Regions from separate parts of the Homo sapiens genome. Here region 2 is linked to region 1. A link is a contact called in ENCODE POLR2A ChIA-PET data. All regions are on one chromosome and are shown on one strand. Each heading gives the region's core, a stretch centred on a gene start or an enhancer-like site at or near the end of the contact. The rest is flanking DNA. Distances are from core to core; before and after follow the strand shown. Region 1 holds the start of ABLIM3 (actin binding LIM protein family member 3). Region 2 overlaps SH3TC2 (SH3 domain and tetratricopeptide repeats 2).

Evidence for each region. ChIA-PET counts read pairs that join two places held with the same protein, here RNA polymerase II (POLR2A).
Region 2: POLR2A ChIA-PET joins it to region 1 with 10 read pairs in PC-9. The contact joins the enhancer-like site here to the promoter of ABLIM3 in region 1. POLR2A ChIA-PET finds 5 or more read pairs at or near these places in 4 of 52 experiments (PC-3, PC-9, activated CD4-positive, alpha-beta T cell and 1 more).

Annotation. Positions count from the first base shown.
Region 1 is chr5:149,138,868-149,143,942 of GRCh38, forward strand. ABLIM3 (actin binding LIM protein family member 3) reads left to right here and starts at 2,626. Exons shown (of 24, transcript NM_014945.5): 1 at 2,626-2,787; 2 at 3,142-3,241. The coding sequence starts at 3,229. LOC124901102 (a long non-coding RNA gene) reads left to right here and starts at 3,249. Exons shown (of 2, transcript XR_007058988.1): 1 at 3,249-3,922; 2 at 4,566-4,731. RefSeq lists a silencer at 2,492-2,741 and enhancers at 3,047-3,548, 3,549-4,048.
Region 2 is chr5:148,999,017-149,004,208 of GRCh38, forward strand. It overlaps SH3TC2 (SH3 domain and tetratricopeptide repeats 2), which reads right to left. Exons shown (of 17, transcript NM_024577.4): 17 at 1-5,192. Among named protein-coding and RNA genes, the nearest start is that of MIR584, 61 kb to the right of the region's middle. Within about 2 kb of position 3,940, at least 6 of the 41 ENCODE cell types and tissues checked have a DNase peak (open chromatin) inside an H3K27ac peak, as active enhancers do; they include PC-3 and PC-9, where a contact is called at or near this core.

The DNA.
Region 1 (5,075 bases), core at 1,376-3,875:
GGGTGATATTAATAATTAGTATGCAACCAGCCTTTATTTGTCATGCATTACACTAAGTCCTTTAATATATACGACAATCCAAAAGGTAGGCACTGTGGTTGTACCCTTGTACAGATGAAAACTTTGAGGCTTATAGAGGCTAAGTATCTTCCCCAAAGTGAGACAGCTAGAAAGTGATGAAGCTGAGATTAAAAGTCAGGAAGGCTGGAAACGGCACCTGGGCTCTTCCCCAGGCCACCATCGGGTTTAGCTAATTTATATTTTGCTTAGTTAATTGTCTCCCCGCTGTCCCAGGATTGGATTTATGCTTATGAGGTTGGAGTTCTTTTTATTTCTTTATTTTTTATTTTTTCTGCAATCATCCATTATTGGGTAGAGCTCTTGTCTGTCCTGTTCTCCACGGTATCCCCAGAAGCCAGCACTGGGGCTACCACAAAGCATACCCTCGATAAATAATTGCTGAGTGAATGAACTAATGAATGAATATCATGCTTTCATTTGACTATTTCTTATAATTTGAAATTTTCTGAACATTGAGGCCTTGGGTGATAACTAAATATGCTCATGGAATAGAACAGTTAATTTTACATGTCTAATTTATCTGAACTTTCTCCCAGAAAAATGTTTTTCCAAGCATTAGAATCTAGCAAGTTACCTGCAACTTGGAAACTGAACAAGGAATCCCATCTGAAAATGTAGAGGACACATAAAGTGGAATAATTTAAATATTTACTAATCACTTACGTTTTCAAAGCTATTTTAGGCCTCTACCCTTTTCAAAGAGCTGTCTATGAATCACCTGGGATGCTTGTTTCAAATGCTGAGCAAGGGAGTCCAGGGCCTGGGAATCTGCATTTTTGGAGGTATCTCAGGCGTTTGTTATCGACACAAAATTTTAAGAACGACCGTGAGGACATTAGGGCTATTTTTACCTCCACCCCATTGGACAAAATTCTTTTTTAAAAAATTATTATTATACTTTAAGTTCTAGGGTACATGTGCACAACGTGCAGGTTTGTTACCTAGGTATACATGTGCCATGTTGGTTTGCTGCACCCATCAACTCATCATTTACATTAGGTATTTCTCCTAATGCTATCCCTCCCCCAGTCCCCTATCCCACAACAAGCCCCAGTGTGTGATGTTCCCCTCCCTGTGTCCATGTGCTCTTATTGTTCAACTCCCACTTATGAGTGAGAACATGTGGACAAAATTCTTAACAATCTATCAAATGTGTTTCAAATCTATTGATCCTTAGGTTTATCCAAAGATTCTTTAATCCTGATCACCTCTCGGGGTCATGAGCCATATCCTTTTTTTCCTCCCTGTGTAAGGTAGAAACGTTGTATTTATCTAAAAGCATTGTATAAAAACATCGTATTTGTCTTTCCCCAATTTTAATAGGGCAGCTATCTAATCTCACACTGATATCCCAGACTTTAGTGCACTGAGCCACTCTCACACAGGATCAAGCTAGAAGTGAGAAGATCTGGTCCGATTCTGCCACAAGATGCTGTGTGTCTTAGGGCACGTTGCCCAGCCTCTCTGACACCCTGTTTCCTTGTCTAAGCTGGGGCTGTGAGTGTTCACAGCCTTTTGAGTCTGCACATGCTCTAATTGAAGTCATGCTATAGACAAGGATCATGTGCCCTCACAGTCTTGTTTTTCAGCACTCAAAAGTCATGCTTCTATGATCATGAATTAGGTTCAGAAAGTGACAGAGTAAGTAGTCACAGGAATGTAAAGAGCCCTACCCCACTGAATCAATTGTGACTAAAACACTTTGGAATATAAACTTCTACAATACACACGTATAAGACATAATTACAAAAAAAAAAAAAAAAACAACAACAACTTGGGGGAAGAGTTAGTTGACCATATGAAAACTAGGGTGGACCTGTGAGGCCACATACCTGCTGTTCTCCTCAGACGGGGAAGTGTTTCAGGGTGGGGCGCCTAGGCAGTCTACTCTTAGGGCTGTGTAATATTAAACCCAGAAAATGTCTGGGTTGCTCTGTCAACAAATATTTATTGGTAGCCACTATATGCCGGGCCCTGTGCTAGGTATTGGGGGCCTGTAGGTGAACCCTACGGACAGACCCATTCTTTCACGGAGCTAACATTCTCGTGGGGAAAAGAGGTAATAAACAATTCTAATGATGAATCAGCGATAGAGGATAAAGGGAATCTGTGAGGGAAGAGGGGACATAAACGCTGGGAGGCTGGAAGAGCCCCTTACGTGTTATCCACTTGTCCAGACGCCATATTCATAGTTGAGAAAGATGAGGCAGAGACGGTAGTGACCGGCTTGAGCCTAGACTGCGCCAAGCTTGCCAGAGCAGAGCCGGGTGGAAACTGTCTTCCTGCAAAGCCAGGTTTTCCTTCACGGCCCCTCCTAATGATGTTTCTTTTCCTATCATTGTCGAGCCCTTAGAACCCCAGGATCGAGGGAGGGAAAACAAGCGCTCAAGCACTCCCTCGTTGGTCCCAGGACACAAGGCCTCGTCCATCTCACAAGGCCTCGTCCATCTCCCATCACACCCTAGGGCCCAGGCAGAAGCCCGGCGGGGCGGGGCCTCGGACACGCGCCGGTGCGTCCAGCAGGTGGCAGCAGCGAGCGGCCGCGCCCCCTGCGCTGCCAACCCGCGAGCCCGCATCATGGATGTCGAGCTCCCCTATTTCGCATTGCTAGCCCTGGAATTCGAGACCCCAGACGAGGACCAGGATTCATGAAATCAGTCGCAGGGGCCGGGGCAGGGGCCTCTGGCTCCCGACACTGGCCGAGAGGTGGGTTCCGGGGCGGGTCGCTGCTCCTTGAAGCCGGGCGGGGACGCGCTGCCCCCGCCCTGCCTCCCTGTGGTCCACACCCCCTTTGGGCTCCGGAGCCGCTGGGCAGGAATAGTCCGGGGTGCGCGCGAGCAGGCGCTGCCAACCCCACTTCTGCCCGGGATTCCAATCTGAGGAGCAGGAGGACCGGGGCGCCGGTGTCCTGCCGCCTCCTTCTCCTTGCTCTCACCTGCGCCTATTAGTCCACGCGCCTTCAAGGCCAGGGGCTACAGCCCAGACAGAGAGGGGACAGCAGAGGGAGAGAGAGCACCTGAGGATACAGAGCTGGCACTGGACTGCCTTTTCACCCCCCAGGTGATGAGTGAGGTTCGAAGAACGGAAGATTTAAAAAGCAGCCGGGGCCTCCGTATTGAATGAAAGACCCAGTGCAAAGACATCACCATGAACACTAGCAGTAAGTGGATCCTCCTCTCCTTTGCCATGGGAACAGGGGTGGGGGCGGGAGGTGAGGGAGCCTGCGCTCGGGCTGCCTGGAAAGAGGAAGGAAGCCTGGCATCTCTGGACACATGACCCCCAGGCTCTTTTTTGGTGCTTTCCGTGCTCCTTGGCAGAGGGATAGCTTCATGACTCTGGCTTTTCGTGATAATTTTGCCAATATTTTATCAGCGGCGCCGGCCGCCTCTCCTGGGAAGGCTGCTCGTCTCCTTCTAGCACTGCCTGGGAAGGCCTAGGAAGCAGTGTGTGGCCATTGTCTGACTGTGGGGGCTCTGAGGAGAACTCCCTGCACACATCTGGAAAACCATGGAGGGCCCTGCCTGTCCCAGAGGTGGGAAGAGCAGGGAGGCTGGCCTGTGGGCAGGCGGGAGGGTAGGTGGGTGTGGGCAGGCAGTGGGCTGGGAAGCCGCAGTTTGATAAACAAATAATCGCCAAGCCACCTTTGGGTCTGGAGATTGTGAAAGATCCAGCTCCCGAGTGCCTGCAGCCCGGTGGGCCCAGGGCTGGTTTCTCTATGTACCTGCAGGCTGGTTAGCTATCCTTGAGAACAAGAAGACAGGAACAGCCCTTTGGCCAAGGGCTCTAACATGCCAGAGGCAACAACTGCTTGCAGAGCCAGGACCAGATATTTTGCTGCCAGGTAGGGCCTCAGCTACTGAGAATGCAGTCCGAAATTCAAGAAGGCACAGTCTGTTTCTCTTCAATGTAGCGCTGTGACCTGGGAGGGCATATCTTGGTTCCAGACTCACTCTCCTGCCCTCTTGTCAGCTTGGCCTGTCTAGGTTATTCCAGCATCGCATAGGGCTGTTGAACCAGAGAACCCCTATGAACAGTCACTTCCCTGGGTCTATGACTTTGTTATCAGTCCCCTCTCTGCATCTCAGACTGCTCATCTGTATGATGAGAGGGGTTGAATTAGAAAGCCTTCTAATCGGCCAGGCACCGTGTTCCATGCCTGTAATCCCAGCACTTTGGGAGGCAGAGGCAGGTGGATCACGAGGTCAGGAGTTCGAGACCAGCCTGACCAACATGATGAAACCCCGTCTCTACTAAAAACACAAAAATTAGCCAGGTGTGGTGGTGTGGGCCTGTAATCCCAGCTACTCAAGAGGCTGAGGCAGGAGAATTGCTTGAACCTGGGAGGCAGAGGTTGCAGTGAGCCGAGATCACACCACTGCACTCCAGCCTGGGCGACAGAGTGAGACTCTGTCTCAAAAAATAATAATAATAATAATAAAAGAAAGCCTTCTAATCTAAGAATCTACACTTTTTTTCTTAAAAAGCTAGAGCTGAGCAACAAGGCCAGAACTATCAAGACCTTATTGAAGCTGTATCCAGCCAAAACCTACTATTTCCTCACACACCCCACCCCACCCCCACCTCCTAGCATGGAAGAGAAAAAAAAAAGCAAAAGCTACTGAGATGAAAATAAAATATATTTATTTACTACGTATTTGTATGATTCATCTCTCTGCTGTCTTCCTTTGTGTATTGCATATCTATGCTAAGCTAGCGAGTGTGGCTGGACTCCCTCTGCCTCTTACAGCCAAAGAATTTTGCCTTTTGATTTTGACAGGCTGGAATGGTGTTTTGGCTTCATACCAGGCTCAGGAAAAGAGGAAAATCCTGTAGCCTCTATCAGCTAGTGGGTCACATGTTTGCATTTGCATGTTTTCAGGCAAATAAAGATGTGAGTTGCCTGTCACTTCTCACTATCTCTAGGAAAAAAAAATGTATTTATGAGAGTCCTTTCCCACTAAGTGACAGAAAAGAAAGATGGCTCATCTATTTTT
Region 2 (5,192 bases), core at 2,690-5,189, 140 kb before region 1:
TCTGCTTCATTGTGACAGCTACCACCAATTGACATTCATACCAAGCCATCCATACATCTCGTCTCAATTAAAAGTCTGAGCAGAGGAATAATTGAAGCTTAAAGAGGTAAAGTAAGTTGCTCAGGTCACTCAGTGATGAAAAGGAGAAAGAGCTTCAGACCCAAGTGTCCCTGAATGCAGGACCAGGGTGCCTGGCCACACCTCCAGGTTTGGCTGCACTTCTCAATGTCAAGGCTTACATGCCTCCAAAGATGGATTTCCTTTTTAGCCATTTCCTTGTCTATGACATAAGTAAGTCTGATATAATTCTGACAGCCCTGGGCTCAGGGAAGTTAATTAATTTGCAGAAGGTCACACAGCTAGTAAGAAACAGATTCTAACCTAAGTATGCCCAACTCCAAAACACATTACATTGCCCCCACCTGAGCTGCCACCTGAGTGAGTGCAGAGCCCATTCCCTTGAATTTCTTCCTTCTTTGCCGCTTGTCCACACATCTCAATGGGAGCAATTAAAAGAGGAAAAGAGACCAAAACTGACAAGGTCATGAAAAACAAGGAAAGGCAGAAACCGTCATAGACCAGAGATGCATAGGGAAATATGGCAACTAAATCCAATGTGGGATCAGAAGAACATTAGTGGGGAAAACTGTTGATATCTGAATCAAGGCTGGAGTGTTGTGTTGCAATCGCCAAGTCCTAATGTGTTTTCTACCTTCTCCACTGCTGCCCTAATCTAGTCTCATGCTGCTTCTAGAATCATCTTTCCAAAGCACAAATCTGACCATGTTTCTTTCAACTGCTTATAATCCTTCTATACCTTCCCCTCAACCTCCAGGTAGAATCCAAACCCTCTTTGCTTCCCTGAATCTGCTCCAGCCTCACTGCACTCAGAGTGACCTGTTCTCAGAAAACATCACCCCCTGTCCACCCTCTGGACCTTTGCTTGACACATGCACTGTCTGTCAATACCAACCTGCTGGTCTGCAGTTAGAATTAAGTAAGTGTCCCTTTCAGAACTCAGTTTGGATATCACGTCCTCCAGAAAGCCCTTCCTGATGCCCGTAACCCTGTCTGGGTAAAATCCCTTCCCCGCAGTGCCTGTAACATCCTGTAACTAACACCAATCACAATGCTTCTGATACTGAATCATATTACATAATATATCATTTGCCCCTTTCCTGTCACCCAGCTGAATCCCCACTTCCCTGAAATGTGTGCCCAAACCTGGCATTGAATGACACTGACCCTCCTCAGAAGGAGCTCAGTCCTCTTCCCTGCTTACTCCATTTCTCTGAGTGTGCAAGGAAAAAGTGGTTGTTGCTAGTCTGTCATCTACACTCTCTGCCACTTATTAATCTCTCTGTTTTCAAACAATGCCAGATAAGGCCTAGGCTGGGTGCTTGCAATGAGCAACAGGACCTAGCTTGAAGTTAATGCATTATTTTATTTTCATTGTATTTGCCATTATTTACATAATTCTGTTTATGGAAAACAATACAAGTTTTTCTTCTATATAGACTAGTCATCCCTTATAAAAATAAGTTAATATGAGTAAAAGAAGTAAATCAATTTAGAAAATGTTTTGTAAAGGCTCTTTGGTGCATATCGTGATAAATGCATGCATACATACACACACGTGTACATATACACACACAACTGTGAAGGAAGCCCTGAACAGCAGAAATCCTGTCATTTGTGCAACTAAGTCCTTGAGTCATGAGACCCCCGCCTCAAGTACCACTGTCTTTGCCACTAACTACCAATGTGTCTGGGAGAAAGTTACCCTTCTGTTCCTCAGTTTACTCACCTGTAAAAAGAAGATAATATAATTGAGCTATAAAAATATATTATTTCATCTCTCCAATACTATTTCTCATCCTATTCATACAGTATAAAAATAGCACTGCTGAAAAACCCAGAGGTGAGGTTCTTTTATCAGAGGACAAATATCTGAGATGTGTAGAGGTTAAGTGACTTGCCCAAGGTCGCACTGCAATTTAATATCAAAATCAAGACCAAAATACAGGTTCCCTTTAGTGATAGGCTTCCTGATCCCTCATCCTAACACCCTCCATTCCTGCATATTCCCTTCCCCAAATAAACTTCTGCCAAATGAGGTGCATTATATTTACAAAGAGGAAGAAAATGAACACACACACACACACATACATATATATACACATGCACAATATAAAGGCATCTTAAAATAATGGAAAAGCAAATAAGAAAAGGACAAAAGCAATATTGGATTTCAGAATGTTAATACTGTTGGACAGGGAACTAGTATACCTGAAAGCTGAGAAAACATGTTACAGGGTTTTCCACAATGTTGCAATGCCCTTCTTGTTCTTTATTTAGATTAGATGTAAGGAGCCAGCAGTCACACAGCCCATATAAGATTTGAGGGAACAATTAGAATAAAGAGGGTAACTAGATCATGTTTGGCTATGATACACTTATTTTTTTAAATGTTTAAGTAGAGACCAAATCCAATCACCACTTTACTCTCTGTGGATCATGAAAAAAAGACAGCATCAACATGTTTCCAAAGGGAATAGCTGGCCCACATTTCAAAAATGAAAATTTTAAACACTTTTTAAAAGAGTTTTAGCAAGCGGTTTACATATAGAATGTAGTAATTGCAATTATATAGCACAATGTTTTTCTTATTTTAAAAAAATAGTCTTACCCTTGTCTTTGGAAACATGCTAAACATTTTTATAACTGACCTGGTTATGGGTAAATTCATCAGATTTATAGGTAAATCAAAGTGCACAGAATTGGGAAATTTTAGCTAAAATTTCCAAGGAGATGTAACATGGATAGAAACAACGCTCTTCACGTATGTGTGTGTATGTGTATGCATATGCAAATGCATGTGCATATTTGCAGCAATTGAGAAAGATCTGTCCAAACAGAAGTTCAAGTCAGAAGACACAGAAGTTTCAACTGATTATAAAGCTCAATGGAAGCCAAGGACAGATGTGGCTGCTGGGGAGAGGAAGAATCAAATTAAGTATAGTAACATCCCTCTGTACTCTTCACCCACCGGCCAATATCAAAAGCCTCATGCAGTTGTGGGAACTGCTCTTTCAGAGAAACAGAAACAAATCTGGCCAGAGGAGAGTGAGTGGTCAGTGGGAAAAGGGAGGGGATCTGTAACCTGAGTCAGATGGGGAATGGCCAGTGGCATGGTTTCCAGGGCTGTGTGAGCCTTCTTCAAATACACGATATGTAACTGTTCTGGAATGTGTGTGCCCCTGACTGTCTCCCAGGAATGTTGTTGAAAGGACTATGCACGGGAGATTAGACTGAATAGCCTCAACCGCAACGTCCCTCCCAGCTTGGGGCTTTTACAGCTTGTGGTGGGGGCAAAACCACATCTATTCTCCATGGTAGTAGATTAGATAACTTTACTAATTAGACAACTGGAAGCTTCTCCTTCCTGGAGAATACTCTCTAGAGTAGACAGCCTTTTGACAACCAACCACATCTCTAAGAGAAAATGTGTGCCAATTAGTAGACAACCTTGATGACTAGAAGATGCAATGGCGGCTCAACTCACCACTCCCATCTCACCCTTTCATACAACCAATCATCTGGTCAGCCCAAGAAGCTAGAAATTAAGGGCAGATGGTCTGATAATAAAAGCTAAGCTGATGGGCATCAGATGCAGGGAATTATGGCTGGTATCCTTGTGGTTCACAGAAAAGGAGCAAGGGTGAACCACCTGCATCAGGCTTGCTTGAGTTGCTTTCTAAAAATGCATGTTCCTGGGATACATCCCAGATCTACTGAATCAGAATTATTAGAGATAGAAACCAAGAAGTTCATGTTCCACAACCTCACCAGGTAATAGTTATGCACACTATCTGAGGGCTCTTGCCCTGCAGTGGTGCTTCCCATACTTTAGGGTGCATTAAAATCACCAGGAAAGCTTGGACGAGTCAGCGTTCTGGGATCCAGAGATTCTGATTCAGAGATCATAGGTGGGGCCACAGATTTTCATTTCAAACAATCTCACAGGTGATGCTGATGCTGCTGGTTAGTGGACCATATTTTCAGTTTGCTGAAATTAGAGAATTCCCAATTTCATTATCAAAGAACTCAGATACTGTGGTAGGTCACTTCTGAAATGATCCCCAATGATTCCTCACCATCTGGTATTCAAGCTGTTGGTAAACACTCCCCTCTTGTGGGAGCTAGACCTAGTGACTCATTTATTATGAATTGAATAGGCAAGACTAAGGAGATGTCACTTCTGTGATCAGGTTATAGAAAGAGTCACTCCCTTTTCTCCTGCTCACTCTGGTTCTTGCTCCTCTTGTTTGCTCCCTCTAGTGAAGCATGGTGCCATGTTGTGACTGCCCTGTGGAGAGGCCCACGTGGCAAGTGGCTGCAGGAAGCCTCTGGCCAACAGCTAGCAAAAAACTGACTCCTAACAACAGCTGTGTGGGTGAGCTTGGAAGCCCATCCTTCTCTAGTTGAAGTTGAGATAACTGCAGCCCCAGCTGATTGCAGCCTGTGAACCACCCTAAGCTGGTGGGCTCAGCTAAGTCATGCTTGGATTCCTGCCCTTCAGAAACCATGAGATTATAAGTGTTTTAGGCCACTCAGTGTGCTATGCAGTGATGTTATTAATAGAGATGCTTTGTAAAGCAGCTGCCCTGAAATCAATAAGATGCCTTGTAGTTGGGTATGGCACATGCCTGTAGTTCCAGCTACTCAGGAGGTTGACACTGGAGGATCACTTGAGCCCCGGAGTCTGAGGTCGCAGGAAGCCCTGACTGTACCACTGAACTCCAGCCTGGGCAACAGAGGAGAAACTGTCTCAAAAAAAAAAAAAAAAAAAAAAGACATGTATTGGTATTCTCTCCCATCCATCAAGTCCTCCATCTCATCTGCCCCCATTGTGGATGAGACAAAATGTGTGTGTAAATGTAACTGGACAATATTTAATCATATACACTATTTACATGTAATTTATGTCATAATTTTCTTAACATTCAATTTCCAAGCCTTTGCTCTTGGAAAGCTTCCCTGGAGCTTCTGGGAGGTTATGTGGGAGCACAGCCTTATGGCAGGAGGAAGATGGTGAATCCAAGTCAGGTTTCGTGCAATCCATCTGGCCATTCTGAGGCTGTGTCTTTTGAGCTAAGATCCTGGTGAATTCTCTCCTGTCAATCCCTGTG